Linked DNA regions of Homo sapiens: region 1 is linked to region 2. The links are chromatin loops, found by intact Hi-C in ENCODE. Cell type or tissue: heart left ventricle. All regions are shown on one strand. Each heading gives the region's core, and the rest is flanking DNA. Links, peaks and the distances in the headings are about the cores only. Region 1 overlaps CDON (cell adhesion associated, oncogene regulated). Region 2 holds the start of VSIG10L2 (V-set and immunoglobulin domain containing 10 like 2).

Evidence for each region. A loop is a pair of places that touch in the nucleus more often than their neighbours do. Peaks named below come from ENCODE experiments on the same cell type or tissue, not always from the same donor. Only the 100,000 strongest peaks of a DNase experiment are listed, where the experiment ranks them.
Region 1: it touches region 2 in a loop (2.4-fold over the local background); 33 of 110 quality-filtered maps call a loop at or near these places.

Annotation. Positions count from the first base shown.
Region 1 is chr11:126,044,673-126,060,588 of GRCh38, forward strand. The region is part of intron 1 of CDON (cell adhesion associated, oncogene regulated); the gene reads right to left. Among named protein-coding and RNA genes, the nearest start is that of CDON, 10 kb to the right of the region's middle. RefSeq lists an enhancer at 12,488-15,751. In heart left ventricle, for the core only: no CTCF peak of the experiment used is centred there; no DNase peak of the experiment used is centred there.
Region 2 is chr11:125,931,374-125,947,289 of GRCh38, forward strand. VSIG10L2 (V-set and immunoglobulin domain containing 10 like 2) reads left to right here and starts at 14,671. Exons shown (of 12, transcript NM_001365077.2): 1 at 14,671-14,764. The coding sequence starts at 14,683. DDX25-AS1 (DDX25 antisense RNA 1) reads right to left here and starts at 7,669. Exons shown (of 4, transcript NR_199024.1): 1 at 7,313-7,669; 2 at 1-94. RefSeq lists enhancers at 1,585-2,538, 3,890-4,454 and a silencer at 10,761-10,920. In heart left ventricle, for the core only: a CTCF peak has its summit at 10,843 (motif pointing right); DNase peaks (open chromatin) are centred at 10,359 and 10,761; H3K27ac peaks cover 1,241 bases.

The DNA of each region.
Region 1 (15,916 bases), core at 7,311-15,310, 110 kb after region 2:
GGGAGCTAAAAATTTTTTAAAATTGAACTCAGGGAGACAGAGAATAGGATGATGGTTACCAGAGGCTCAGAAGGGCAGCAGGGAGGTGGGGATAAAGTGGGGATGGCTAATGGGTACAAAAATAATTAGATAGAATGAATAAAATCTAGTATTCAGTATTACAACAGGGTGACTACAGTTACCAATAATTTATTGTATATTTTTAAATAACTAAAAGAGTGGAATTGAAATGTTCCTAACACAAAGAAAACCTAATTACCCTGATTTGATCATTACACACTGTTATGCCTTCGTCAAAACATTACATGTACTACATAAACACATACAACTATTAGGTACCTATAATAATTTAAAATATATATATAGAGAGAGAGACGGAGTCTTGCTCCGTCGCCCAGGCTGGAGTGCAGTGGTGCAATCTCGGCTCACTGCAACCTCCGCCTCCAGGGTGCAAGCGATTCTCCTGCCTCAGCCTCCCGAGTAGCTGGGATTACAGGCACGCGCCACCATGTCCAGTTAATTTTTTTGTATTTTTAGTAGAGACGGAGTTTCACCATGTTGGCCAGGATGGTCTCGATCTCTTGACCTCGTGATCCGGCTGCCTCAGCCTCCCAAAATGCTGGGATTACAGGCGTGAGCCAGCACGCCCGGCCAATAATTTAAAATGTTTAAAGCACTTAAATTTGTGGGAAAATTGTTAAAAAGAAAAAATAATGGTAATCATGCTTAATATCAAAAGAATCAAAAAACAGACAAAGGAAATATAAAATAAACAAAAATAGTTCTCAATCATTAAACATAACAATAGCAATCTAAACGTTTTTAAAATATTATTTTAAATTTTTGAATTGTGTTGATTTTGGAGCCAGTATTTACTTTGGAAATTCGTTTTAGTTTTATAAGATGTTTCCATTTAGTTTATTTTATAAATAATTATATGAGATTAAAAATAAGAATTATTTAATCAACATTAGGATTTTATAATAATTTTTCCTTTTCAAAAAAGTCACACATTCGGCTGGGCACAGTGGCTCACCCCTGTAATCCCAGCACTTTGGGAGGCCCAGGTGGGCAGATCACCTGAGGCTGGGAGTTTGAGACCAGCCTGACCAACACAGAGAAACCCCATCTCTACTAAAAATACAAAATTAGCCGGGCGTGGTGGCACATGCCTGTAATCCCAGCTACTTTGGAGGCTGAGGCAGGATAATTGCTTAAATGTGGGAGGCAGAGAATGCGGTGAGCCAGGATCACGCCACTGCACTCCAGCCTGGGCAACAAGAGCGAAACTCCGTCCTAAAAAAAAAACAAAAACAAAAAAAAGTCACATTCAAGGTTAAGTGCTAGCCCCTTTTTAGCAAAATACAGAATATTATCATCTCAATTAAGACATATTCACTGAAACGGCATTACAACTAGCCAAACACATAGCTGTTTCCTTGATCACACATCTTCACAAATCTGGACTAAGAATGGTATTGGGATGGTAGGATAAGAATTGTAGTTTCAAATACAAGATTCCCATTCCCTAGAATCAAAAAAGTTATAAGAATCTTATAAATGCTACCCTAGCCATGAAGACCATTACCCTCATAAAATTCTATAAATGCAATGCAATAAACTTATCCTCTATTTTAGGGGACCCACAGAGTATCGTAAAGTCCAGGCATTTCTAGAGCTGTGGTACAATGTTTTCTCCTGCATACATGTTCAATATCGCTACAAAAATTACTGTGCTGCTCTGAAGACCTGTAGACCAGTGACAAAAATTCAGTAATTAGACCAATCTGTGGGGTCAAAGAAAAGAATGAGATTCTCGAGACTTATCTAAATAATATTTTTAAAAATATTTAAGACAAGCATCTACTTTCTGAAGCATTGTTACTGTCACTGCTGAAGACAGAAAGGCAAGAGCCAGCTGAAAAAGGGCGACGGTGGCCCCCCTTGTCATTTTCCGATTCTACAACACCTTCTGGCTCCAGTTTTTTGGATCCCCCTCCATTACTAAATCCCAATCTTCAATGGCCACTTGAGGTCAACTTCCACTGTACTTATCCTGGCCAGCTAGAAACAAAACGGGAGTGTCTGGGTGGGGCTGACAGTATGCACACTGGTCTATCTCCAGGCAAATCTCTGCTCTGGTGACCCCACTTCTACTCTATTTCTTTCTGTGAGGCACCTTGAGGATGGTACTTTACTGGTGGTTTTAATACTGCCAATCACAGTTAAGTGTTTATCTGCTCCAAACACATGTAAGCCCAAAAGAAAAGTAGGAAACCTGAAAGAACAGATGTAACAATCATGCTCAGTATTTAAGTATACATCTGAAAATTCCAGGAAGTAATGGGATTTCCCATCGATGACAACATTCATACTTTTGGGAGAAAACTATTACCAGTAAAGTTAGCAAAGAATTCTAACAATAGCTATCCCCTTGCTTTTAGCTATCCCTTGCTTCATACCTAGCCTAGTAAAGCTAGGTATGAAGTACATCTCTTATAAAAATCAGTGTTATTTACCTGGTATTAAACTGAAGAATGTTTACATTGAGCTTCAGGAGATGGAGGGGGAAAGGGAGAGTAACAAAATTGAAAATTTAAAGCAAGAAAATCAAGATGGTGTTCAGTTGCTTGAACATACAGGAATTTACCCAAACTTTCACCATTACCTATTACAGCACTCCCCTAACTGCTCTCTTTCCCAGGAGCCATGTCCTCACGAACCCAAGCACATACAATCAATTCTAGTTACTCCCACGGCAAGAGCTCCTTCAATTTTAATCCTACTCATTTGATTTTGATTTGACAGTCTCTCAGTAACCTGTACCACAATAAGATCACATTTTGTCAATAAAAGCACTCCATCTCAAACAGAACAACAGAACAGCAACAGCAACTGCTCGCATGCAGTAAGTACCTAGCAAGTGCCAATCACTAGCCCAAGCTATTGTGTCCTCATTTTGCCTGTAAAGACTAAATGGGATGATCCCATAGCCCCATGGACCACCATATAGAGATGGGGAAATCAAGGCACAGAGGGCTCACATCACTAGAATATGGTGGAGCCTGGCTTTGACTCCAGGCTCTCTGACTCCAGGACCTACCCTAGTCTAAACTGCTATAATACACTGCCCAAAAATGCCTAGGTTAAAGCTCCCATTTATGTAACACAAATTCATTCTAAATTCAATCATTTCATTAATCTACAAATTCTACATGCTACGTTTATATAAAATAAGGATGTGGATGTCTTTCAATCCCATATCTACTTCCAGAGAGTAGTACGTGAATGACATAAATGATAAAAATCAAGAAATGGTCTTCAGCCGTCGTGGTGGCTCCTGCCTGTAATCCCAGCACTTTGGGAGGCTGAGGCAGGTGGATCACTTGAGGTCGGAAGTTCAAGACCAGCCTGGCCAACATGGAGAAACCTCGTCTTTACTAAAAATACAAAAATTAGCCAGGCATGGTGGCACACACCTGTAGTCCCAGCTACTCTAATTGGGAGGCTGAGGCATGAGAATCGCTTGAGCCCTGGGAGGTGGAGTTTGCAGTGAGCCGACATCGCACCACTGCACTCCAGCCTGTGCAACAGAGTGAGACTCTGTCTCAAAAAAAAAAAAAAGAAAAGAAATGGTCTTCTTCAGTTGGACTCAACAGTGTAGACTAATGATTTACAGTGTTGCCAAGAACACTTGGCACATTCCCATCACACATTGTATTAATCTGTTGGTAATGGGAATGAGATAAGGAACACTCGAGCAAAGAGGTCAGCAGCAACGTTCAACACCCCAGATATGCTATTACAATCATCCAAATCATATTTTATAGTTAGAAGGCAAAGCGTCAAAAATCCCTTAAGTTAAAGCCAAAGACTTCCAAATAATTCAATTTCATTAGAGAATGAAGAGGAAAATTTCCTGCAGGTTAAAAAATTCTACTACATAAAGAATATATAGCATCAAAGAAAACCATGTTAAGAAAGATACTAAGATATGAAGCAGGTTCTCTAAAATTTCAACAATTTAGTTATTTTTTTTTTCTTTTCTGAGATGGAGTTTCACTCTTGTTGCCCAGGCTGGAATGCAATGTGGCAGTCTCAGCTCACTGCCACCTATGCCTCCCAGGTTCAAGCAATTCTCCTGCCTCAACCTCCCAAGTAGCTGGGATTACAGGCATGCGCCACCACACCTGGCTAATTTTGTATTTTTAGTAGAGACGGAGTTTCTCCATGTTGGTCAGGCTGGTCTCAAACTCCCAATCTCAGGTGATCCGCCCACCTCGGCCTTCCAAAATGCTGGGATTACAGGCGTGAGCCAACAGGCGTGAGCCAACAGGCGTGAGCCACCGCGCCCAGCCCAATTTAATTCTTTAAAAGCCAAGTTAACCTGCAGACCTGAAAAATTATTATTTTTAAGCCATTTAATTATAACCTAAAAAACAGCATACAAATTAATGCATATTGCTCACTATAGATAAAAATACTACAGACAGTTTATACTGGGCATTTAGAGATCTGAACAAGTAGTCTTTCTTGTTCAATTTTTCTCTTTTCAAATTAAAAAAAGAAAAACTTACAGACAAGCATCATCAATCATTAAGAGGGCCTGGTTCTGATATTATATGAGCTCTGTCAACCTTAATCAAATTGCTTGACAGATCGTAGATAAGTAATGACTTGCTTAGGTTAAGCAAGGCCAGAGTTTTCCTTCTGTAGTATATACATCTCCAGAGTGAAAATAAACAGCCTCACACCTCTTACTGGGAGCTGCACTCCACTGCTATTACAACTCAGTCTTCATTTCAACAGAGGAGGAGGAACATCTATTTTTCTTTCCTTCCTTCTCAATATGGTCATCAGAAGTCATCAAAGTCATTTTTAAACTATCCCATTAAACAGTTAATAATTATTTTAATCTACACCAATTAGCTATCATTAAATGCCAAAACATTTGTTTTGGCCTGCATTACACAGTGATATAAAACAAAACAGAAATAGTTAACAACTGACAAAAGCAATACTAAAGGAATCACTTAAAACTGCAAAGCCTGAATTCATGTTGTAACACATCCAAGAAATTGAAAAACAAATTTTGTTTCAATATAATCGGCCCCATTTTGGGTGCAGGGGCACCATGGAACAACAGTTAAAATAAGAGAAAGAGCATCCCAATTCAGATTTTGTATTCATTCTATAACCAAGACACAAATAACGAACTAAAACATCCTCCTCGTTAACTTCTTTACATATAATTGGAAAGGGCTTTCATACTTCATATTCAGCCAGGATGTACCGTTAAAGAATTTCTAAGCATCCAAGTATTCTGCCTGCTCTAAAGAAAAGCGTTAAAAAGCAAGGATCCCAGTGGCTAGGGGAAAAGAAAATGAAATGACTTCTTTAGAAGAACTTTAGAAGAATGAGTTTAAAAATATAAGATACCAGGGAGTCAATTTTACCTTAGGCAAAATGCGCTTCAATGTTTTCCATTAGGTCAATAGTATCTAGAATGCAGAGCTTGTGGTTTAGAAATGTCAAAGATCAAAAAAGCAAAAAAACAAAAAAAAAGCACCCTTAGAATTTAGCTATTTTAATCTATTCCTAAACACATACAACTGTGCAATTATAACCTAAAATAAACCTAAAAAGAAAGACTAAAGTTCCAAATAACACTTTTCTCCAACATGCGAAAGAGGTATTTTGAAGGACACCTAACTTTGAACTAGATTAAAACTTTTATATGATATCAATGCTCGATCATTTAGTCTTCATGATTTCCATTCTAACAAAGATTTTACAATCTCATACATTTCCTGTAAGTAGCAAACACACACACACACACACACACACACACACACACACAAACAAAAAAAAGTCTGTAAAATACTCCAAAATACAAAGGGCTCTATAAAAGTTATTTAAGAAATGATCATTATCAGAAACAGGAAAGGAGAAAATTATGCTGTATACAGAATAAAAAGAACCACAAAACAAGATTTGTAATTGCCGAAATACAAACTCCTCAGCAGGGGACCAAGGACGGGGTGTGCCGTGGCTCCTCCTAAGCCTGTCTGTGCACGCCATGCACAGCCTGGGTCAGGACTTTTCTTTCCCAATCCCCTGGAGCCTCCATTCTTATAGTCTGCAGGGCACACACACAGACAAGGACCTGGCTCTGCAAAAAGCAATACTTCACTCCTCTGACACCATATTAGTTACTGTTAAATTGCCCAAGTACACATGCAGCATACATTCACTCTAGGTGAATCGGAAAAAGACACTAGTATTTCTCAGTGAATGAGAAAGAACCTTTACAAGCAAATGGGGACTTCGCCTACTCGATGTAAATTTTTTTTTTTCCAGAAAACTCACATTTCAACATGAAGGAAAAAAAATCCTTAATTGCACAAATGAAAAACTCAAAAATCAGTTTCTCATTCTTGGTTGTTAAAGGCCTGTAGCATTTGAGATGTGGTGGCTGCTGCTCTGATTCCATGGCCAGCTGACACCTGTAATCACAATGAATTAAGTGTCCTGTATTCACGTACAGCTAAGGAAACGTGAATCTAGCCAAGTGTTATAGTTTCTACTTTATAAGGGTAATCACTTCCTTATCTTTTCCCTAACAATCTACCTATCTGGGAAGACACACCCTAAAATAACAAGTAAAACACAGATAGTGTTTTCTTTAAGATAATTTTGGATATTACTTTCAAGGAGGGTGGAATGCATTAGCCTGGATTTACCAAGGTTCACATTTAGAAATCCACTTTGGGAGTTAGCTACAAGACTCCTATTAACACTACTAAGATACATGCAGTCCAAACCCTGAGCTAACGTTTATCTGATACCACAAAATATTGATATGAAATCTCTGCACAAGCTGTATTGTATAATTAAAACCCCCACTGCACCTGCTGTCATAATAACAAATGCGAAATTATTGTAAGACCTAATCGCTATAACAATAGCTATTTTTTTTCTTTTTTTTTTTTTTTCCAGAGTCTCGCTCTTGTTGCTCAGGCTGGAGTGCAATGGTGCAATCTTGGCTCCCTGCAACCTCTGCCTCCCGAGTTCAAGCGATTCTCCTGCCTCAGCCTCCCGAGTAGCTGGGATTACAGGCACCCACCACCACGCCCAGCTAATTTTTTGTATTTTTAGTAGAGACAGGGTTTCACGATGTTGGCCAGGCTGGTCTTGAACTCCTGACCTCAGGTGATCCACCCGCCTCAGCCTCCCAAAGTTCTGGGATTACAGGCATGAACCACCGCACCTGGCCAACAATAGCTCTTTTAAAATGCATCCTCAAACGCAAAAGAAATAACACATAACATCAATTGTGTTTGCTAGCCTAATAGGAAACCACAGTTAACAGTCAATCTCATAATGACTCAAAATTGGCTTTAGTTAGCCATGGGATTAAAACAAAACAAAACAAAACAAAACAAAACAAAAAAAACTTTAGCTCTAAATGTATTATGAAAATTATACAAAAGACCTACATACAGTCAAAACATGATTACTGCAATTTCTTTTAAGAGAGGAACCCAACCAAAATATAAAATAATTTAAAACATGGTGACTAGAGCTTGGAATTGGGAACTCAGGGTAGAAATCTGATCTATTTACTTTTATTGTAACCTTAAAAAGGACTCATACTATGAAAAAGAAAGTATGCCTAATTTTCAATAAACAGAAATCAAACTACTGATTTAGAGATCAGAACAATTCTAATCAAATTATAATATGACTTGAAAATATGTTAAGTAGAGGTATACACACTTGACACTTGGTATCCACAGTTCCTCATCCAGGGATTCAACCAACTACAGACCAAAAATATTTGGAAAATAAAAATAAAAAATAATACAGGCCACGCGTGGTGGCTCACGCCTGTAATCCCAGCACTTTGGGAGGACAAGGTGGGTGGATCACTTGAGGTCAAGAGTTCAAGACCAGCCTGGCCAACATGGCGAAACCCTGTCCCTACTAAAACTACAAAAATTAGCCGGGCATGGTGGCAGGTGCTTGTAATCCCAGCTACTTGGGAGGCTGAGGCAGGAGAATTGCTTGAACCTGGGAGGCGGAGGTTGCAGTGAGCCAAGATCACACCACTGCACTCCAGCCTGGGCAACAGAACAAGACTCCGTCTCAAAAAAAAAAAAAAAATTAAAAATTAAAAATATACTGTATAACAGCTATTTACATAGCATTTAAATTGTGTTAGGTATTATAAGTAATCTAGAGATGATTTAAACAGGAAGATCTGCATAAGTTATATGCAAATACAGGGAACTTCAGCATCTAAGAATTTGGATAGCCACAGGCAATAGGGGGTGTCATGTCCTGGAATGGATCCCCCATGGATATTGAGGGACGACTGTATTCACAATTAGGTTTAAAATATGCTTTCACCCACCAGAACCAACTCAGCAGAACCTCACTATAATTCTTATTACTGTAGAAGAAAACCTGCCATTTCCTTTTGGATGAACATCCAAGATTTAATGGAAGAAACAATAAAATGACCCCATTTAAAAAGGCGATCACACAGTAAGATGCACCCAGGAGGTAAATCATGGGTACAACATAGCAGTTAAGACTCTAATGTGGCCCTACTCAGGAGTTTAGTAATCTATTAAGAACTATAAAAATACCTCCTCCAGATTTAGTAGTCCCAGGGTTTACTGGAACTACTGCTCGGATGCTAGGACACCAAACCGAAATCCTGATAATGAGCTGTCGTTATATCATGGCCACATCTAGAAATCTAATTGCACAGTGAGAGTGCATAGGATGAAATGGGAAGGAGGAAACACTAAATCAAATCCAACCGCTCTGATCGGTCATCTGATATTATTTGACTGGTGTTTTTACACAGAGGGATAAATGGCACCTTTCCTGCAAAACTGTACTGTCACATACATAATCACATTCAGACATTCAGCCACATCATCATTTTATGAGCCAGTATCAGATGTTTTCAATACATTGCAAGCTATGTAATGTATTGCATACCATATCGAGCCACATGGTGAGGTTTAACCCCATTTTCTAAACGAGGATTCCCCATACCCACTCTCATACTCTCATAGTCACCAACAGGAGAGGGACAGTGAGAATGACGGAAACAGAGGTTACTGATAAACCCTATGTCCATTCCAGCTGAAACCACGCTCACTCCCTAATTGTTACTGCCTGTTATTCACTGTGTTGTTGTTTTGTCATACCCACATCCTAAGGCCAAAATCATGAAAAGAAGCCAAATTAAATGGGCAGGAAAAATGTCTTATCCCCAGCTTGCAATGCTATTTTTCTTTTTATTGGAATAAGAGACTGCCAAGTTCTGATGTCACTACAATAATTTCATGGCCTGATAAAAGCAGTATTTTATCCATTAAACATTCGTTCCCCTTGCCAATTTTACCTCTAACCAGGCAGTGTGTACAATTACTCACTGAACAGATACCAAACTACAGTAAAATAAAAAATTCTAATTACTTTTATTCTGATACTGTAAAAAGCCAGTAACTGTCAGAAATTTCCCTGGCAAGAGACACAATCCTGAATATGTTTTTTAGTACCTATATACCCAGGAGAACCCCTGCAAAATACAAAAAGACAAAACATGACATCAGCTCTCTGGGCACTGAATAATGTTGCACAGAACTACTACATACATTTTAAATATATAAAATTGTTAAAATATTCAAAATATTTGACAAGGATTCCAGTCATAGTGTGATAATGCATGTCCCAGCATCTTCAATATGTAACTGTTTTTTTCTTTATCTAAAGCTTTCGTTTATCTTCATTACTTGAAGCTGTGGTATCACTCCCTGAACTTGAGAGTCATTGATGTCACTGAATTTTTACGAGCAAAATCGTGTGTTGAAATCATTCATGGATCTAGAGAAGATGGTTCAGCATCTTTCTACTCAGTGTGCTCCACCCAGCTCATCAGTATTATCTGGAAACTTGTTAGAAAGGAAGAATATTGGGCCCCACCCCAGACCTACTGAATCAGAATATGCAGTTGAACACACTCGCTCACCCAGAAATTCAAATGCACGTTAATGCCATCCAGGATATCTGAGTGTTTAGTACTTGTTCAGCAGAGTGCAAAGAAAGGGGTGGGTGGGCCAATGGTACATAGGGGAAAATCACATTGTCCTTAAGGAATAAAGGGGAGACTGACACGTATGCAATTATGATACGTATCAGTGCCAGGAGAGATGCGTTTCCAGCCTGCGAGAAAGCATGGTATATTCATGGAAGGCAAAGCAGCCGGGATGGCAGAAGCTTCCAGTAGGCATATAACCCTGTACATCCAATTAAAGACCTGGGCTTCAACAAGTGAGCAATTCAGGGACTTTAAAGGATTTTAATGAAAGCAGTCACGTGATCACATATTTACATTTCAGAAAGATCATTACTCAGGCAAAATGTAAGAAAAATCAATGATCTGGAAGGGGGCAAACCAAAACTGAAGACAAGGGGATGAGTTAGTAGCAGTTTAAGCAGGAGTTGCAAAGGCATTTTTTTCATCTCACATGCTGAATCTCCTCTGTCCCTCTCCCAAAGTTTGAGGAGGAGGATGGAGGGGTAAGGTAATGGTAACAGACAAGAGATAAAGAAGGCCCACTTCTAAGCTACAGGGAGGATGGAATTGGTATGGATGGGCATACATAAATATAAAACAGTAAAAATTCAATATACTTTTCTGTTTTATAAAATGGAGAAAATATTATTTTGGTGGTTCAGGATCCCACAGTTCCTTCCATCATTTTAAATATCAGTGATTAACATAAAGTACTATATTTACAGATACAAGATGTGTACATGGTTAAATATCTATGGATCCCAGAAAAGATCTTGAATATGGTTTTGATACTTGGACACGTCTCTGATACCGGCCTTTCTCCTCCTATATGAGTTATTTATCTCTCTTGTAACTCAAGTTTAGAAAAGTTGCAGTGGAGGAGGGACAAGAGGGACATTTATTAATGTTTACATATAATTTGTTGTAGGAATGAATAAATAACTGGGCCAACAAATGGCTTCAGATGTGTACCTATATAAAAAGGTAGTACATGCTATACTTTTAAGTATTATCATTTCTGATACCAATACACTTAGAATATTGAAAAAGTCCCTATTTAAGTAAGGAAGAAAGAATACCCGACATTTACTTGTTAGTGATAAACTAAGGATTACATTTAAAGTGAAAAGAGCCAGCAAGTCGAGGCAATCTCCAACTTTAAACTGGAGCTGGTTTAAAAAATGTATTTATCCAATGGCTGTTGGTAACTTTTAACATATTTCCTACCTCCAAAATCATGTACGTGGTGGGTATGTAGCCTAGGCATACCATAAAAGCCTATTTCATGGAACCTCAGTCCTACAAATGCCTTAGAGGTTATTTGGTTCAATGTTGCACCCAAGAAAGAGATTCTTCCCACAGCAGCCTTTGCAAATGCCATTACAACACTTCCAGGAATCAGGAGTCCATGCCCCTTCCAAACAGCACTGCTTCACATGAGGCAGCTCTATTTGTTGGATAGTTCTTCTTTCTTCTGAAACATAATCTGCATCTTTGAGGACGCCTATAGATCAAAAGATGAATCATGTATCACTATTTCAACGCTCCCAACCCCCAATGAAATCCTGACCACGGATGGTCTGATTTAGGAAGAAAAGGGGACAATTTGCCCTTCTCCAGTCCAGAGGAACCCATCCTGCATATGGCTGTATGTGAAGAATGACCTTGTGTCAAGAGCTATGAATAGTCAGATTTAATAAAATTATAAATGTTGAAAAATACAATGTCTCCTGAGAGAAAAATGGCTAGTGTTCAAGCAGAACACCCACAAAATCCTTAATCAACATTTCCAATAACAGAAATACAAGCTATTAACCACAGCCAAAGTCCCTTCCAAAATTTAAAACAAACAAACAAAAACCCTTCTGATTTCATCTACTGAATCATCTTGTCTGTCTGTGAAATAAATTTTATTTAGCATATTAGAGAATTTCAACAATACAAACAAATTCTGAATGTATAGGCATAGCCTGACCACAATTGTTAATAGGTTAGTGGCCAAAACTCTTCTTCCTGATATAAGTGCTTGGTCCTGTTCCTCAAAATCTTCCTGCAGTATAACATCCTAGCTCCACTTTCTTCCTTTTATGGTGGACTTTTCTTTTTTCTTCAGAAAAGCATTGTACTGTTTCATTTTAAACTCAAAGAATATTATACTAATGCTGGACTGGTGGTTACTTCTGTACAACGCTAAGTGTTGATTACGGCATTTAGTCCTAAGCATGAAGGATATAAGCTACCTTAGATGGTCCTTTTCCCCTATTTTGAGGCTCCCTCCTAAAAACACACACATAAAAATGAATACAGTTTTCAAAGTATTTGGTTTATGGAATTGTAACTGAAGGTAATTATACCTTCAAGTAGTGAATAAACCCAGTTCTGTGAATAAAAATGAGGTCATGGTTGTTTTCCTAAGATAGCCATTGGGATCTGATTTTCTAGTAATGTAGGAAGAAGTGTTATTTTCTTTTTTCCCCCAAAGACTGTGTATCCAATGTGCCAATAAAATGAATTATTATGAATTTCAAACCGCACAAAAGACTCTACAACAATTTACAAAGCATGAATTAGTACTGTATACATAAATAAATGTTATTCAATAACATGAATAAATCTCACAGGCTTATGTCTATTACAATGCTCATTATTGAGCAGTGCAAGAACTCCAACATAAGACTACATACTGTAGGAGTCCATGTTCATACAGTTCACGAACAGGCAAAACTCATCTATTCCAACTCTTCAGAATAGCTGCTGCCTGCTAGCAAGAGGGAGGGCTGCCTGGGATGGGCACCAGGGAGCTTTCTAAGGCCAAGGAAATGTTCTATATCTCCATCTGGGTACTGGTTACCACAGACATGTGCATATGTAACAATTCATCTAGCTGTTCACTTAGTATACATTAGCTGTACACTTGTGATATTACTATGTTACACCTCAACTGGAAAAAAATTACACACAATGTCCAAGTGCCTTCTAAGTTTCAGCTGCAAATTTAAGAAAGCTGTATTGTTTCACGTGCCCGCACTATTACTAGCTTCTGAGAAATACATGTACACTTACATATACAGGAGGAGTTAATAAAAATAACAGCAGCTAACATTTACAGAGGTTTTACTATATGCCAAGTGCTTGACTTTCATTATCTCATTTAATCCCACAACAATGGTAAGACATAATTTCTGTTATTATACCCATTTTACAGACAAAGACCCCCAAGGCTTAAGTCAAGATCATTGCCCAGGCTCACATAAATAACAAGAAGTGAGCTGGTCTACAACAAGAATAGCTGAAAAGCAAGCTCTATGTCAGCGTCCAAATTCTCTGTTTGTATTAGGGTAACATAAAAATAAAATTGGCCTCACAGTTCCAAGTAACAAAACATAAACAAAATATGTAAGCTAAGTTCAGTAATATAACCCATATATTTTTTCTCGAGTAAGATGAAAGGCACATCAGTGGCTCTTAAGCACTGGAGTCCCTACTCACATTCCAACAGATATACAGCAGAACAAAATGTTCTTTGGGCTAGTTTTTTTATTCTCTCTGGCCATCAAAATATACCGCACAGCAAAGCGACTAAACAGCTGTGAATGCGGACAGGCACAAACTGCAGTGTTTACTCCAATTCATTCAAGGGTCCTTTCAATCTGGCCATAGTAGTAGGAGAAATGCCCAGGATTAAGGTGGAAAAAAGCTAAACATATCTTCAAAAAGGCTTCTTTATTTTCTGAACACACTGTATTGTGAGGAGAACTTGGTAGAGGGCTACATGGGAGTAGGACGGAAAAGACTGTGCACTATTTACAACACGACTTTACTTGGAAACAAAATATATCAAATGAACCATCAAATATGCTACTGCATTCTGCATTAGCTGAAAACCAGGAGCATTGGAATTCACATTCTTGGTAGATGAAAACCAATTAACTACACCATCCACCATTCAGAACTGGTCTTCCTTGAAAAGTACACAAGAAACAAACTGGGCTAATATTCTGAAAAAAAGTTTGTGCCCAAACATTATTTGAGGCAGGGGAAAAGGGACTTGGGAAGGAAGACACACTAATGTTTCTCAAAAATTTTGCTCCAAAGATTTTACAGAATGTTTTTGGCAGATAGATTTTCATTTACTTGGCGCTGCTAGCAAGTCTGCAAAGTAATGCCTCAGAAACACTAGAAATGATACAATTCTTAAAAAGACAACAGAAAAGACATAATCTAAATTAGAATTCTATAATAATAATAATGTAACAGAAACAATCAAATTCTATCAATAGTAAACTAAAATATGCCTATTAAAACAAGCATTTCATCACTGCAAAACCATTTGTTTCACATGAAGTCTGATTTTGCTCTCAGTTTGAAAGTTATTAAAACGATACATCAGCCTTTACAGGCAAGACCAAACAGTAAGATAATTTTACATATTTATCAAAAGATCATTCAAAGAAAACTTACCAAGTCTGCAACGTGTATATGCTTGTGCTTCGGAGGGAAAGCAGAGAAGCCACTTTCTGTACTTACACTGGAGTTCACTTCAGTGCTGAAAACACATCACTGTAGTCCTGCTTGTAATAAAGTCCGGACTAGCAATCTGCCTTTGGGTTGGGCTTTTCTCTTACAAGATAAGCTGTTAAGTCATGCCTTGATTTTAGATCTGCCAACATATGGAGTCTTCTAATGTAGCCTTCCCTCCACCCCCTCAACCCCCCCTGCCCGCATCCCCCCAATCCCCGCTCTGCTCCACTCCCTCTGCACACACACACATACACACATACAAAAAAGGCACTGCAGGGCAGAAATTCCTCAGGTGCTCGCTAATGGAATTCCCAGGGTCTTGGAGCCGCTTCGGGGATCAAGAGATCTCATAGCCCCCGCTGGGGTAAGGAGCAGCGAGTCTGTTCCATTTAATCAAATACAGAATGAATTTTCAGCTCTATTCACTAGCTTGTCTCCAGGGCTCTCAAAAGGCACCAGGCAGCTAGAATCACACACATGTGGCTCTTTTAGGCAAGTATAATTAGCTTGATTTTAAAAAGCCACATTAATAATATCACCTCAGGACCATTATTCAGGAGACAGATGACAATGATACTGTATGTTTTAAGCCTGACAATGGGGGAAAGAGCACAAGCAATGAGGGAAAACTTGAAGGATTAAAAAAAAAAAAACCAAGAAACCAGTTTTTCATTTAATTGTAATCCAATATTTTTCAAGTGACATTAAGAATATTCCATACACCATCCCTTCTTTTTAACAAAAAAGAATCAAGTAAAGCCCTCCCCTGTGCTGTTGAAAGTGAGTTAGTGCCAAATACACAACAAAAACTTATCACATGGAATGATTACATACAATATAAAAATTTAAGTAAAAATAAAACATTCTCAAATTCAAGTTCACGAAATTTCTTGAAAAAATTCCCCATTAAAAAATACTGTAAAAAAGCAAGTCCTTCAACTCAAAATATTTGGCAACCATACTCCAAATTCTGTTTCTAATCTAATTAGTTTGTATTAAGTTCATTTACTTAAAGGGGGGCTACCATGTACGCAGCTCATCTACAGCTCCACTGTATTGTCTTACCCATACTTCTACATCATGCCATAGCTGATCACAAGGCGCTGGCTCATATCATTACACGTTAAAGCAACACATTTTTCAACTCATTATTTATTTTCTAACGCTTCCCTGATTTTTACTACGATAATATTTAATTCCTGAAATCATTTCCCTAGTATTTAACTTCGAAACAATCACCAATTTTTAGTCTAAACGTTCGTGGAAAAAAAAAAATTCTACAGAAGGAAAATTTTA
Region 2 (15,916 bases), core at 6,860-14,859:
GCTTGAGTTTGCTCCAGTTGAGAAGCATCTGAGGCTATGATCACAGCCAAGGGTGATATGTAACAAGCTGTCCCACCTCTGATGCAAATGAAGCCTGCAGAGATATAAGAAAAGCCTTCATTCCTCAGCCAGGGATAACACACAGGCAGACCAGGTGACCAGTGACACCCTTGGCACCCACTAAGAGCGGTAAGAAAAATCAATTTAAAAGTTTGCCTTTCTTACAAAAAGAATTTTTATGAGGCCAAAGCGTTGACAAGTTTGTCAGTCCCAGAATCTGCTAACACCCTCCCGCTAGCCCCTTAGATTTTTTAGTACTTTTCCCCTCCTCATTTTTAGAGGGGAGGAAAAACCATCTTGAACAAGCAGAAAGTTTTATCCAAGGTGTTTGGCAGCGACTCTGAGCTCTAGGAAAGATTTATGTCTTCGTCCTCTGGCACTGCCTAGCGTTAGCTCACTTAAAACAACTGAATATATGAGTTCACTTTATCCTGTCAAAGTAGAACCTAGGGCGGCATGGTACCCAGCTGGGGTCCACGGGGACCCTGAGGCAATGCTCATGTCTCAGTCACTTATGCTGAGCTCAGCCATTTTTATGTCTGTCTGAGATCATTAAAATGAGGAGGGAAGGGAGCAGAAAGCCCTGTGGAATGAATGGTGTGATGGAAACACCACTAGAATCTAGAGGGCTCCGCCAAAAACATGGATTTAGGGGTTCACTTTAAACGCTGCATGTCTCCCATCGTCACCCCTCCCATTAGTAGTCCTTTGGACAGGAGCAAGACCAGTTGCTTGGAGTATGAGCTTCCTGGAGGGCACCTCCAGAGAGGTTTCTCCATGCTGATGATCCCAAGAATATTTTAATTTTCCTTGTTAAGTCATTGGTTTTCTTTGCTGCTGCCCCACTACCATTAAGACTAGGCCCTGTGATGGAGCCCACTGCCCCTGAAAAAGGAACGTGTATTCGGTCCTGGATGGATTCTCCAGGCCAGACCCAGGTCCACCCACCTCACATGGGCACGGGCTCAGGATTCGCCAAGCAGCTTTGATATTAACCTAAGACAGCAAGATTAGAAAAGGCACTGCTGCCCCACAGGACTGCACTGTGCCGCCTGAGCCCAGGGAGGCAGGGGAGCTGGGGGCCCAGGGTCTGTGCCTGCCCATCCGGGAGGACGGTTGCGGGACCCTCTGCTCCCCAGCCCAAGCCTGCTTCCCCTTCCGGAATCCTCAGGCTTCAGCCAGAGGGAGGGGTGGTTTCTGTCTTAAGGGTGGGGACCTGGGATTCTAATAGGCCCTCACAATTTCTTGGCATTTAAAGGTGACAGAGCCTGTCGCCTAGAATGAGAACAGTCCAAGGGCAGGGATTGTGCCCTCCTCCTGGGGAAGGATGGAAAGGAGGGAAGAGCTAGTTAGTTGTTAGCTGATCCTCACACATCCTGAGAAACACTCATGGAAATGCAGTAATGCCATTTCATAAACAAGGAAGCTGAGGGGCTGCATCTGCCATCACACAGTGGAAGTGGAATTTGACTGGGGCCTGTCTGAATCCCATTCTTGGCCCTTTCCTGCGTCAGCACTGCCCAAACCTCAATCATTCCCATAGCACCATCACCATCTTCGCTAGTCTTCACACTACACACAGCTACATGTATATGTAACTAAATTCTTAAATCTACTGATTGTTTAAAAATATAACTAGTTTGATGTGCTAGTTGCATTTTTCCAATATGCATTAGAACAAATAAAAGAATTGTCCATCCACGTGTCACTGGCATGCTGCCCAAAGTGCATCTATCACACTAGAGCAGCGGTTCCCACAATGTGGTCCCCAGATCAGCAGCAGCAGCAGCGCAGCAGCACCTACGAACTTCTTAGAAATGCAAATTCTCGGGCCCCACCACAGACCTCATGAATCAGAAGCCCTTGGGGGTGGGGCTCAGCAACCTCCCCCTCAAACTCTTCTGTTATCCTGATGCCAGTAAATGTTCGCTTTGCTAGAGTGTTTGACCACTTAAGAGTGTCCTGGTCGTTTCACCTGTGTGCCCCCCGGCCCCTCCAGCCATGCCCTGCTCACCCCACCTCTGGGCCTTTGCCAGAGCCATTTGCCCCTCCTGGATTACTCTGATCTCCTCTTCTCACAGTGTCATTATGAGGACAGAGCACATGAAATCAGACTGAGCCTTTCATGGCTGAGTTCAGAAAGACAGTGATTATAATGTGATGAACATCTGCCTCAAGGAAAACACCTTGAAATTTACACATGAGCATGCAAAGTTGTCAGAGGCATTTGAACCAGAGCAACTCCGCCTCAAATAGGCGCTGGGTAAAATGAGGCTGAGACCTACTGGGCGTCATTCCCAGTTGGGTAAGGCATTCTAAGTCACAGGATGAGATAGGAGGTCGGCACAAGATACAGGTCATAAAGATCTGATAAAACAGCTTGCAGTAAAGAAGTTGGTCAAAACCCACCAAAACCAAGATGGCCACAAGAGTGACCTCTGGTCGTCCTCGCTGCTACACTCCCATTAGCGCCATGACAGTTTACAAATGCCATGTCAGCATCAGGAAGTTACCCTATATGGTCTCAAAAGGCAAGGCATGAATAATCCACCCCTTGTTTAGCATATTATCAAGAAATAACCATAAAAATGGGCAACCAGCAGCCCTCAGGGCTGCTCTGTCTGTGGAGTAGCCATTCTTTTATTTCTTACTTTTTAAATAAACTTGCTTTTGCTTTGCACTTTGCTTTTCTTTCTTGCGTGAAATCCAAGAACGCTCTCTTGGGGTCTGGATCAGGACCTCTTTCCTGTAACAAAGTGGCAGTGCTTGCTTATTTTTCTGTGACTCCTTGGGCCAGGATTCAGAAATGATGGAAAGGACCTAGCAAATAAGTGAGTTCCACATTCCCTAGAGCCCTGCAGGTCCAATAGAACTTTCTGCAATGATGGCAGTGTTTCATATCCACACTGTGTTGGGAGACAATTCCCCATGGGTCTCGTGCATTTGTACACATTTTTTATTTTTTTTAGACAGAATCTCACTCTGTCACTCAGGCTGGGGTACAGTGGCACAATCTTGGCTCACTGCAACCTTCACCTCCTGAGTTCAAGCAATTCTCATGCCTCAGCCTTCTGAGTAGCTGGGATTACAGGTGCGCGCCACCATGCCCTGCTAATTTTTGTATTTTTGGTAGAGACGAGGTTGCACTATGTTGGTCAGGCTGGTCTTGAACTCCTGACCTCAAATGATCCGCCCTCCTCCGCCTCCCAAAGTGCTGGGACTACAAGTGTGAGCCGCTGTGCCCGGCCGCATTTCTACACATTTTGTAAGCAGAGGCACTGCTTTTGTTCTGGACACCTTTCAAGGATTTTTGTATTAATATGTAACCAGCAGTCTTGGAAGACAATGTCTTCCTCCAGCACATAGGGCAGATGCTTACTGCACATTGCAAAAGAACCAGGTTTCCTAAACTCAGGGTTCCTTTCTTGTACAGCAACCCACTGTATGTGTGGGTATCCTTTGGCCTCATTCATGTTGCCCTGTGGCAATTGGAGCTCAGGAAACTGGAGCAAGAAAATACTGATACTCTGGTTACTGATATTGCTATAAATAATAAAGTTCTTTGTCTCTGACCCAGGAGTCTCATGTCTTCTGCCAGCATCCATGAAATGGTCAGACTAACTTGTTAGTTTGCAACTGTGGTAAAATATGCGACCCTTCATATTTCTTGTAGTATTGAGCACTTTAAATGTGACTAGTGTGACCAAAAAAATGAAATTTTAGTTTGATTTTAAATAACCACATGTGGCTAGAGGCTACCATATTGGACAGCACAGTTTAGAATGCTCAGGCATAAACTGGAATAGCCGCTGGTCAGGGATGCTGTAGAGGGAGCTGTAGGATTGACACTTAGGTGATTTCTAGGTTGTTTTCAATATTTCAGTTTTGATTCTGTAGCTCTAGGAAGAGTAGAATTATGGAGAGGCCAAGGGTAGAGAGATGCCCTGTCTTTTTATTACATCCAGAGAGGTTTACTGGTATTGTTGAGAGATGAAAGTAAAGCAAAATGGGGGCTGAGTTTGGAGACTGGAGATGAGGAGATGTTTCTAGCATAGAATGCAAGCCTTTTGAAGAAGGCTCGGAGGCCAGAGAGAATATATGGCCAGAGAAGATGAGCAAACCAGGGGTCCTTGAAGAATTTACTCAGCCCTGCCCTCCCCTCCTTCCTGCAGCCTGAGAACCTCCCCCATCTCCTCCTGGCTGGCCCAAGTCTCCTTGGACCCTGCTCGGCTTCCCAGGCCTCTGCCCCTCTCACCTCCTGGCTTAGAACAATCTCCTCTTTGATTGCTGGCTCAGGCCCCACTGACTGTCAGGTCATCTGTACCTAATCAGGAGGAGCAGGGGCCTGAAGGATGATAAACGGGGCTTCTCATTTCAATAAAGTGTGTGCAGAATATTAGAAACAGCTGTGGGACTTGGCTGGCTGTGCCAGAACCTGTGGAGGCCTAGCGTTTGGGGGAGGAGAGTCGAGACGGAGAACACCAGGGCAGAAGTCTGTTTAAAGGGTGCTTTGCCACCTAGGGCTGGCAAAGCCGGTAAGCTTAGTTCAACACCAGCCCCTGCCCGGAGCCCTAGGCCTGGACCAGCCTGGAGAGTGCTCTGCAGTTGGACGACTCTGGGCGCGGCCAGGCAGGTCTGGATTACCCAGCAGGCGTTTATTTACCTTTATCGTCATTTATTTTACAAATACCACATAGATTTCTGTGCAGATTGCTTTTCTCACCTAACAAAACATTGTGAAAATCCCTCTAATTTATTCTCTTTTTTTTAATCAGTAAAATGCACATAACATAAAATTTACAATCTTAGCCATTTTCAAGTATATAGTTCGGTAGCGTTAACTATATTCACATTGTTGTGCGACCCTTCTCCAGAACTTCTTCTCTTCCAAAACTGGAATTCTATATCCATTAAACAACTCCCCATTTCCCCTCCCTCTCCAGCTCCTGGTAGCCACCCTTCTACCTTCTGTCTCTGTGGTTTTGACTGCTCTAGGTATCTCATCTAAGTGGAATCCTAGAGCATTTGTCCTTCTGTAATGTATTGTTTTAAAAGATGTATAACATTACATTACATGGGTATATGTATATCATTCAATCAATACTAATGGTTTTGCCACTACAAAAAAATGCTATATTTTTGTATGCATATCCTCAAATATTAAAGCTTGCTTTTTATCCCCCATAGCATAATTTCCAAAAATTACATAGCTCAAAGAGATGTATATTTTTAGTTTTCATATATTTTACCAGGTCCCTTTCTCAAAAGTCTGGGGTAATTCACATATCCACCAGCTGTGATTAAGAGTGGTTTCTCCCTCATCTTCTCCAGCCCTAGGTATGATCATTCTTATTAAGTTTTGCTATTCTGATAAGTGAAAAGCAGTATCCCATCTCTAAAATTTGCATTTCCTTGACTATTAGTGAGGTTCAGCATCTTTCCATAAATGTATTATCCATTTGGATTTTCTCTTCCATGAATCACCTATTTCTATCTTTTGCCTATTTTTCTACTAGGTTATTTCTCTTTCTTATTGACAGACAGGATCTTTGTGTACCAGATATTAACTCGTTATTGGTGGTACATATTGAAATATTTTCTCCAGTCTATAGTTTGTCTTTTGACTTTACATATAGTATCTTCTATCTTTCTGTTTTCTTTTTTTTTTTTTTTTGTCTTTTGTCTTTTGAGACAAAATCTCACTCTGTTGCCCAGGCTAGAGTGCAGTGGTGCGATCATAGCTCACTGCAGCCTTGATCTCCTGGGTTCAAGCCATCCTCCTACCTCAGCCTCCCGAGTAGCTGGGACTACAGGCATGCGCCACCATACCCGGCTAATTTTTGAATTTTTTGTAGAGACGGGGTTTCGCCATGTTCCCCAGGCTGGTCTGGAACTCCTGAGCTCAAGCGATCTGCTCACCTTGGTCTCCCAAAGTGCTGGGATTACAGGTGTGAGCCACTGCACTCAGCGGTATCTTTTTTTTTTTTTTTTTTTTTTTTTTTTTTGTGAGACGAAGTCTCGCTCTGTTGGCCAGGCTGGAGTGCAGTGGCGAAATCTTGGCTCACTGCAACATCCACCTCCTGGGTTCAAGCAATTCTCCTGCCTCAGCCTCCTGAGTAGCCGTGACTACAGGCACGTGGCACCATGCCTGGCTAATTTTTGTATTTTTAGTAGAGATGGGGTTTCACTATGTTGGCCAGGCTGGTCTCAAACTCCTGACCTCATGATCCCAGCGGTATATTTTATCTTTCTAAAATTTAAGCTTCTTATGTCTCTCTTTTCATCTGTAGCTTCTGAATTTTCTACTTTATTTAGAAAAATCTCTTCAAACTCTAGATCATATATTCTAATATTTTTCCTCATGAAACTGTTTTAAATGTTATATTTAAATCTTTCGGATCTGAAATTTTGTTTTAATAACTTAATGAGGTAGAGGTCGTAACCTTTTTTTTTCATTCAGACATAGAGTCAACTGTGCCTATACAATTTATTAAAGAAACCATAGTTTGAATCCACTGGTTTGAAATACCACCTTTATTGTACCCTATAATCCATACGCACGGGGATAAATTTCTGAACTTTGTTCTATTTCTGCCCTATGGGGCTATTTATCTTGTCCTGTACTTTTAATGTACGATTTGATCCCAGTAACTTTATAGTTTTCCTTAGGCCACTTGTAATATTTCTTTGCTGCTGTTGTTTTCATCATTACCATTAAAAAATTCCTTCCAGCTATCAGAGCCTGTGAATGTCAGTAACTTCAAAACAGGCCAGAATAAAGCCAAGAAGGGGAGGGATGGGCCTGTCCCTTACCTGTCCATGTGCCTTTTCAGGAATCAGCTGAGGCAGTGGCCAGACAACAACATTAGGTGAGCACCCACTACGCATTCAGCATTGCTCTTACCACTAACGACAAAGCTGGAAGACCAGAACTTCCAGCAATGGGGTAACAAGGTTCTTATTTCTCAGCTCTGGACCTGTATCTTCTGCAGCCAGTTTTGCGATGTTGGGCTTGGACCCTACCAACTCCATTTCTGTTTTGCCAGTCACTAGAGGGAGGCTGCAGGCGGGACAGGAAGTGTGGACAGGCTCCTTCCTGTTTGCATCTGTGTGTTCCCTGTGAGGGCACCCCAGCAACACATCTTCACCCCAGGAACAGCAGGCCCCTCCTGGAGCAGCACCTGATCCAGTTTGCAGTGTTCCCAACACTTGCAGCTCCATCATCCACCCCACCCCAGCCCTGCATCCCTACCTGAGAGACCCCAGCACCAGCTGGCAGGTGCCCCTTCCGCAGAGGTCTGGGTGCAGGAGTCCTTTCTTCACACCCGGAGACCCCAGCTCCCGCTGAGTTGAGCCCCCTCCTCAGATGTCTGGGTCACAGGCTCTGGAACCCTCCTTCAAAACTCTTCCTTAGGGTTCTCCAGCCCTGGAGTGGTAGCTGCTCCTGCAGGTGCAACCCCCATGAAAGCTTACTCTTCTCTCTCCTTACCCTCTCCTTACCTAATTAACAACTTCATACCTCATTATCAGTTCCTTATGCTGAATTCTCTTTTCAAACTAACTGGTGTGGTTTCTGTCTCCTGATTGAACCCCAGCTGACACAGGTAATGAGGAATTGAAGTTTTCTGGGAAGTGAGGGCTGCCTCTCTTGGCCGCCCTGCTGAGAGCTCCCTTCCCTCCTCCATTCCCAGAATTATTTGGCTGCTGGTCGCCAAGGAGACGACTGACAATTTCCAGTTGCCAAGCCTCACCCTGGAGCTCTACAGAGACATTATGGAAACTCCCCACTCCTTCCTGCTCCTCAGCCAGGGAACTTGGAGAATCTAGCCAGGTTGGGTGGAGGGCACTGGGAGGGGATAGAGAGGAGGTGACAAGCCTGAAGATGGAGAGAGCAGCTAGAAGTTTCCCTGGGCCCTGGCTTCCCCAACAGACCTCAAAAGTCTGGCCCACCCTTGAAGGCTAGGGCTGGCCTGGTGGGCATCCCCTGTGCTGGGTCCAGACAGACTCCTACCAGGGACCTCCAACCAGACCCTCAACTACAGAGAACTGTCCCTATATTGTCATTCCCGGCCTGGTAGCAGCACTGTTGCCAGATGGGGCAGAACCCAGGAAGAACCTGGGAACTGAAGGGCTAGGAGTCTTTCCTGGGGGAAGGAACTGCAGCTGTCCTGAGCACTTTGCTCATATCAGACAGCACTCAAATGCACTGAGGCCTAGTGTCACAGCCCGGGAAACAGCAACAACAGCAACGCTAATAATAATAATCGTAGTGGTGCAGTAGGTGTGACTCTTACTCTATAAACTTAGGTGCACAAAAATATCCATTTCTCTATTTCACTAAAATCAAGTAGAGTTGAGTTCATTCCTGGGGCTCCTGCCTTTTTCCAGCGTCCCACCAGAACCCGGGGGCTTATTGCTATGGTTTAAATGTGTCCCCAAAATTCAGGTGTTGCCAGTGTGGTAGTATTAAGAGATGGGGTCTCCAAGAGGTGGTTGGGCCACGAGGGCTCCTCCCCTGTGAATGGGAGTAGCTGCCCTTATAAAAGGGCTTGACAAAGGGAGTTTATCCCTTTTTGCCCTTCTGCCTTCCACTATGTGGGGACATGGCCTTCGTCTCCTCTGGAAGATGCAGTGACAAGGCGCCATCTTGGAAGACAACAGCTCTCACCAGACACCGGACCTGCTGGAGCCCCGGTCTTGGACTTCCCAGTCTCCAGAACTGTAAGAAAATAAATTTCTGTTCTTTATAAATTACCCAGTCTCAGGTATTCTAGTATAGCCACACAAATTGACTAAGAAACTTAGGAGGGATGAAACCAAGGGAAGGCCTCTAACTGCTGGTCCATCGTGGTGGTTGTTGGCCTGCTCGTTGTCCAAGCTTTCTGTGGGCCTGTGCAGTCAGCAATAGCTCTCCAGTCCTGTACGCTCTGGGGTCCTGGCCTGCTGTCTCCAGACTCTTCTTCTCCCAGGTACCTAGTGACCTCTGAACTGTCCCCAAACTCAGGGAAATCTCTTCCTCTCTGCTCTAACTGCCCCCAAAGGCACTCTCCTTTCTCCATCTCACCCCTTCCACCACCCGGCATACCTCACACAACTTTTACAAAATTAGGAAGATGTTAATGTACAGCTTCTTCCCTGCAAGAATCCCCATGGCAATGCAGGGCTAGAGGCCTGGTGAAAGCAGCTTCTGGTCTGTTTTTGCGTAGTAGTTTAAGGTAAGCTAAAGACATCGGGACATCTCATTGCTGAGTGTTTTAGTATTCATTAAAAAACAGAAACATTGTCTTACATCATCAAAAAACTATTCTCACATATAACAAAATTAATTTTCTAACTTTTTTTTTTTTTTGAGACTGAGTCTTTCTCTGTTGCCCAGGCTGGAGTATAGTGGCGTGGTCTCGGCTCACTACAACCCCCACCATCCAGGTACAAGTGATTCTCGTGGCTCAGCCTCCTGAGTAGCTGGGACTACAGGAACACGCCACCACACCCGACTAAGTTTTGTATTTTTAGTAGAGAGAGGGTTTCACCATACTGGCCAGGCTGGTCTCAAACTCCTGACCTCAAGTGATCTGCCCGCCTCGGCCTCCCAAAGTGCTGGGATTACAGGCGAGAGCCACCGTGCCTGGCTTCTAATATTATCTAATAAACAATTAGTCCCATTTCACAGAGGAAAAACTAAGACTTGAAGTGGGTGAGTAACTTGTTCATCGTCACTCAGGTAGTGGGAACAGAACCAAGATCTGAACCCTGATGTGATTCCAGCTCTCCTCTTTCTTCACATCTCTGCACAGCAGCTTATACGCTCTTACTAATCCACCATCCCGCTCTTACAACAGCTCTGAGCAGTGTCAGGGTGAGCATTGCAATCACATTTTTAACCAATCAGGAAACAGAAGCCATGAGTGTTTTGCTCCACATGCCCAGGTAGGGCTGGTTGAGAAAGGGCTCCGGGAATGGAAAGCAGATGGAAGGAGGGTCAGCTCCCAGGTGAAGCTGGCGCCAGAAACTAGGCCTCCTTCCCTGCGGCCCCAACAGGTGCTCTCCCAGCACTGTCACTGCCTCAGCCTTGGCCTGCGTCTGCCTCCCCTTCCTTCCTCTCCTGATCTGTTCACCTCCTGTTCCCAACCCTTCCATCCAGGGCCTCCTTCATTTCCTCTCTAGTCTCTAAGGATCAGTTTACAAAGTGACTAGGCAGTGGCCCCTGCCTGTCCTCTGTCCCTGTTGTCCTCCTTCCTTTCCTTAGCCATGAACACAGCCGGGGACACGTTGCCTGTGGAGCCTCTAACCCATTTCCTCTGCAGCCCTCGGCTGGTCTCCTGCTGGGGTCCCGGAGGGCCGGGCTGGCCCAACAGCACACATGGAGAAGCCATTTCCTCCAGGAGCATCTGCTCCCCTCCTCAGCCCAGCTGTCCCTGTCCTTTCACATGCTGCTGCTCCAAAGCCCTATGATTTCAGAATCAGGATTCAAAATGGTCACAAGGCAGGAGAGCTGGGTTAAAACCCACAGCACAAAAGGAGGGGCCTGTAGGTTGGCTCAGAGGCACAGGGATGTGGTGCGAGACAAGCGTCATCTGTCCCTGAGTTTACCAAGTACCCACGGTCTGGTGTAGCTGCTGCCCATGCACAGCGGAGGGTCCTGGAGAGGAGGCAGCTGCAGGCACCTGGCGCTTGTTCCAGCCGCACCACTGCCTCGTCCAAAGACACAGGGAGACTCAGGGAGCCGCCGCTTCCTCTCAGGAGAGCCAGGTGTGCCCAGCCATCCTCAGGAGCCAGGGGAGGCCTCAAGGGGGCAGTGTAGCCAACATGCCCTGATACAGGATAAACGTTAGCTGAGGGGGATCCGTGAAACTCAGTAAATAACTGAGCAAGACTTTGAGCATTTTTATCAGAAGAGAAGGGATTTAGCAGTTCCACAGGCCCCTGGCCAGACTGAGTGAGCCACAGTCTCAGAGTGGACGGGGACGAACCAGAGAATGTCCAAAGACGGGGAGCAACCTGGGGCACAGGAAATCAAGCCATGGGGAGAAAATAGGGGAGCATTTGAGCCCATTCATAAAATATGAATAGCAATGCTTTCTCATGGGGCTGTTGGGAACCCCTAACCCACGCCTGGTGTATGTAAGTGTACAACAAATGGTGACTAGTATTATTTATTTAGGTGGAGAAGAGAAGAGCAGCACACGCAGTTTCAAATAGTGAATGACTTTCATCTGGAAGTGAGTGGGGTTTGAGTAATTTTACAAAACTTCCATGAAAGAATTCCCCAAGGATAGAAGTGTCAGGGAAGCAGATTTTCATTCAACTTAAAGAGAAGGAGGGCGAGAGCTAACATTGATTCAATGTATCTGCGTGCCATGCTGGGTGCTTGTGAGGGGTTTAATACTGGTGGTTGTATGTCATTTGTCCAATAACTTGAAGAGGGAGTTATTATTATTTTCATTTCACAGATGAGGCCACAAGATGGAGACGGAGCGGGTTGCTCACCCAAGTTCATGCAGCGCCCATCTGACGTTCCCCCGGGAGGAGCTGCAGGGCCTTCTTTCGAGGAGGTGGCAGAGGGGCTTCCTGCGTGCAAAGGAGGGTCCCACCAGCCCTTTTGGAACCTCAGCCTGGTCCTCCAGAATTTCACCTCAAACTACTGGAGTCTAGGTCCTGAGTCCCTCCTTATAAGCCCCTCATTTCTGAGTTCAGCTACGAGGCCACTCCAGGGACTCCAGGTTGCCCCTTAGTCCACACAGTTGCCTGTCCTTCCCTCCAGGCTGATGTGAGCCCTGGGGGCCCAGGCAGGCTGGGGATGGAGGCCACGCAGTGAGGGTGGAGAGCACAGGCCCTGAGCAGGAGGGGACGATGAGAAGCAGGCACCAGAACCTGGGAATCCACAGCTTTACCTGCCCCAGGGCCCGGCTGCTGAGCTTGCACAGTGCAGAGCACAGCTCCAGGTGACCTCAGCTTGGATGAAGCTCCTTGGGAAGGGGGGAAGGAGGGAAAGAGAGGATCTCTTGTCAGGCCTCCAACCCTGCCACCAGAGGATGGAAAAATCTGACCCCATCCCTGTGCCTTAAACTTAGACGCTCAAGAAACATTTGTTCAATTCATTGTTTACGTTCTTTGGTTAAGAGGTATAAGTAAGTTTAAGAGGCAGGAGCTATACATGCATAATCTCATGTGTTCCTCACAGGAAAACCATTAAAGGAAGAAATTGAAGCTTAGAGAAGTTCTGTAAGATGCTGAGGTCACACAGTAATAAAGAGATAAATGTGTGTTCTCATTACTGCGCTTTCTTGTCTCTCAAAGCAAGGAACCAGCTCACCTTGTCTCTCCCAGCTCCTCACCTCCCGAGGCAGCAGGGACAGGAGCCCTGGGCCTGTTCTCCCATTCCAGACACATCTCTTCTCTTCCAGACAGGGGCTGTGGCTCTGCCATGGGGTTCCTGTTCTGGCAGAGCCAGGACACAGGATGGGGGTAGGCTTCACCTCTGTGATGGTCTGTTTTATGTGTCAACTTGGCTAGGTCATGGGGTACCCAGATATTTCAAACATCACTCTGGGTGTTTCGGGAGGGTGTTCTGGGGTGAGATGAACATTTGAATTGATAGAATCAGTAAAGAACATTGCCCTCCCCAACATGGGTGGGCCTCATCCAATCAGGTGACGGCCCGAACAGAACAAAAAGGCTGAGTAAGATGGAACTCCGCCTGCCTGACTGCCTGAACTGGAACTGCGGTCTTTTCCTGCCTTCAGACTCAAACTGAAACCTCAGCTCTCCCTGGATCTCAAGCCTGTGGACAGCAGATCTTGAGATTTGTCAGCCTCCATAATCACATGACCCGATTCCTTATGATAAATCCCTTTCTGTATATACATACAACCTCTTCGTTCTCTTTCTCTGGAGACCCCTGACTAATATACCCTCTCTCCCTGACTCTCCCTTCGAGGGTCCCCTTCCTAAGGGGAAAGAGCAGGTTGAGGAGCCCCACCTGACTTCCGTGTTCCTGATGCCCCAGCTGAGAAAAGGCTGGGGGGCTGATAACGCAAGCAGCGTAGACTAACTCTGCATCAGCACAAGCTCTTGCCACTGCCAGAGGATCCTTTAAAGCTCCCCTGATTCACATGGCTAGAATTCTCCCGTTCTCTCCAGAGACAGGGGCCGGCCACCCTGAGGTGGAGAGTGCTGCCGGATCCCCACACTTTATTTCCATAGGAACCTCTAAGGGAGATCGGAGGAGATTCCCAGTCTGGGGAGTGGGGGAATCAAATGAGTGGCCCGTATGCACTGGTCACCAGGGGCAGTCAAACCTGACTCTCAGGGACCACCTGCCATTCTGCTCCATAGCTGAGTTAGGAGGGAAAGGGAACTCGAGACCCTGAGGAAGGCATGGAAGGGCTTGGCCGTGGATCGAGTGAGGGTGGGATAGGGGTCTGTCCATACAGCCTCTTCATGCAGCCACTGTCCCAGGCAAGTGAGAAGCCAGAGTGCCACAGTGACATCTTGGGCCCTGGAGGAGCCACCTGGAATTCAACTCTGACAGCTCCTGTCTTGGCTGAGCCTTGGAGAACCTGAAACCGGACATCAGATCCCCCTTCTCACTGGGGTTCAGGAATCTCATCCTCCGTCTAACCCTGCCACCAGAGGATGGAAAAATCTGACCCCCTCTCGGGCTGTCATTCAGAGACAGCTAGACAACAGGATATGCTCCAAGAGCTAGAGAGACAGAGAATTCAGAGAGCCCTGGACAGCAGGAATGCTGGGCTCCAGCCCAGCTCCGGGATCCAGACTTGATAGTTCAAATCTAGCTAGGAGCATGAATGGTGCACCTACTGCATGCTGGGCACTGTTCATCCGTGTGTGTGCATGAGCGCATGTGTGGACAGGCATGAATGAATGAATGAATGATATCAAACACATATGTGTGCATGAATTATATCAAAGATTTGTAAAGTACATAAAAAATAAACGTACAGCTTGAGGAACTGTAACCCTCACTCGACTCAAGGAACAGCACATTTCAGCACCCAAAAAGCACCCCCGTGTGCTAATTTAAGTCTTGTCATTTGATATTCACAATATACTCTTTACAACAAAGAAGGTGTTATTATCCCACTTATCTGTGAGGAAGCTAGGGCCCAGGGAGGCTCGGAAACGTCCTCGCTTTTCAGATTATCACCAACCCCAGCTGTCTGACTCCACAGCTCCTCCCGCCACTCCACCTAAAGGTTGTTTGAACCTCAAGGTCCCTGTGGTCGGGAGTCCTGTGTTGGGCAGGTAATTGGACCAGAAGAGTTTGGGGGCCTTTCTCAACTCTGTCCAGTGATTCTAATTTTACAATATCCTTTGAGCGAAAATGCAGGGAGCTCGTGGTCCTCTCCCCTGGGTCTGCCCCAGCCACGTCCTACCCTCCCCAATTCTGCATTATGGATGGGGTGAATCATCTGGTAAATAATTAACGAGTCATCGAGGCACTGAGGGTAACAGGAGAGCAGGGGTGGAGGCATGGGCAGGGCTAAAGTTGGCAACCTGAGCCAGACCACCATCCTCCCAGGGCTGGGCTCTGCTCTGGGTAGAAGGGGCCCACAGGTCAGGCAGGAGCCTCAGGTGGGTGGCCATCAGGGAGATGGGGCCATGGTGGGTCAGAGGGCCCAGCACAGCCCAGTCAGCCTCCTGCTGCTGATACACCTCTGCCTTCTGCACCTGAGGGCCTCAGGTGAGTGATACTCAGACCCCCCAGGGGGTTCATTTCCCACTCCCATCCCATTATTCCTGCCACTTCCTGGGGGATCCTCCTTTTGCACTCCATTCCATGAAGTCCGTTCAGTCATTCATCGGCTAGACATTTAACTAGCGTTCACTGAGCGACTACTATGTGCCACGTAGGTGAGAGCACTCTGCTTAACCTTGAGAAGCTGGAGTCATCCTGAGAGCCACTGTGAGGTGGTAAGCCTAGGAGTGGTATGGTCAGATCCAGGTTTCAGAAAGCTCCCTGGTTTTGAGGGGGATTAGGGCAATCAGGAGATCATTGCCATAATCCAGGTGAGAGATGCTGGCATCTTGGGCCAAAGCAATGTCCATGGGGTTGGAAGAAATTGGTTTCTGGGTTACATATTTTTATTCTTTTTTTTTTTTTGAGATGGAGTCTTGCTGTCACCCAGGCTGGAGTGCAGTGGTGTGATCTCGGCTCACTGCAACCTCTGCCTCCTGGGTTCAAGTGATTCTCCAGCCTCAGCCTACCAAGTAGCTGGGATTACAGGTGTGTGCCACCATGCCCAGCTAATTTTTGTATTTTTAGTAGAGCCAGGGTTTTGCCATGTTGGCCAGGCTGGTCTCAAACTCCTGACCTCAGGTGATCTGCCCGCCTCAGCCTCCCAGAGTGCTGGGATTACAGGCCTGAGCCACTGAGCCCGGCCCCAGAGACTTACTTTCATGCAAATTTGCTGAGGTCCTCAGCACTTCATGGCATGAGGCCCACCCTGGCCACATGTGAGGGGACAGCGGGGAACATGGTACTTGGGCTTAGGCTGGGGTTGAGGGCTGGGCCCTGAGCCGAGAACACCTGTTAAGTGACTTACTCCACAGGAACTACTTAATGGCTGGTCCCTGATAGACTGGGAACTCCATGAGAGCAGGGGTGGGGGGCTCATTTGTCCTTGTGACCCCGGCACTCTATGCTTAGTTGAACGAATGCTGGATGGGCTGATGCGGGCGGTGTCCTCTTTCCCTTGCTGCAATCAACTGGAACAGGGTGGGAGGGAGCCCTGGGATCCTCCTGGAATCCTTACACAGGAACTCCAGACCCCGAGCCACCAGTGGCCAAGCAGATCTCCTTATCTCCAGGGTCACCATCGTCACGGGACTGATC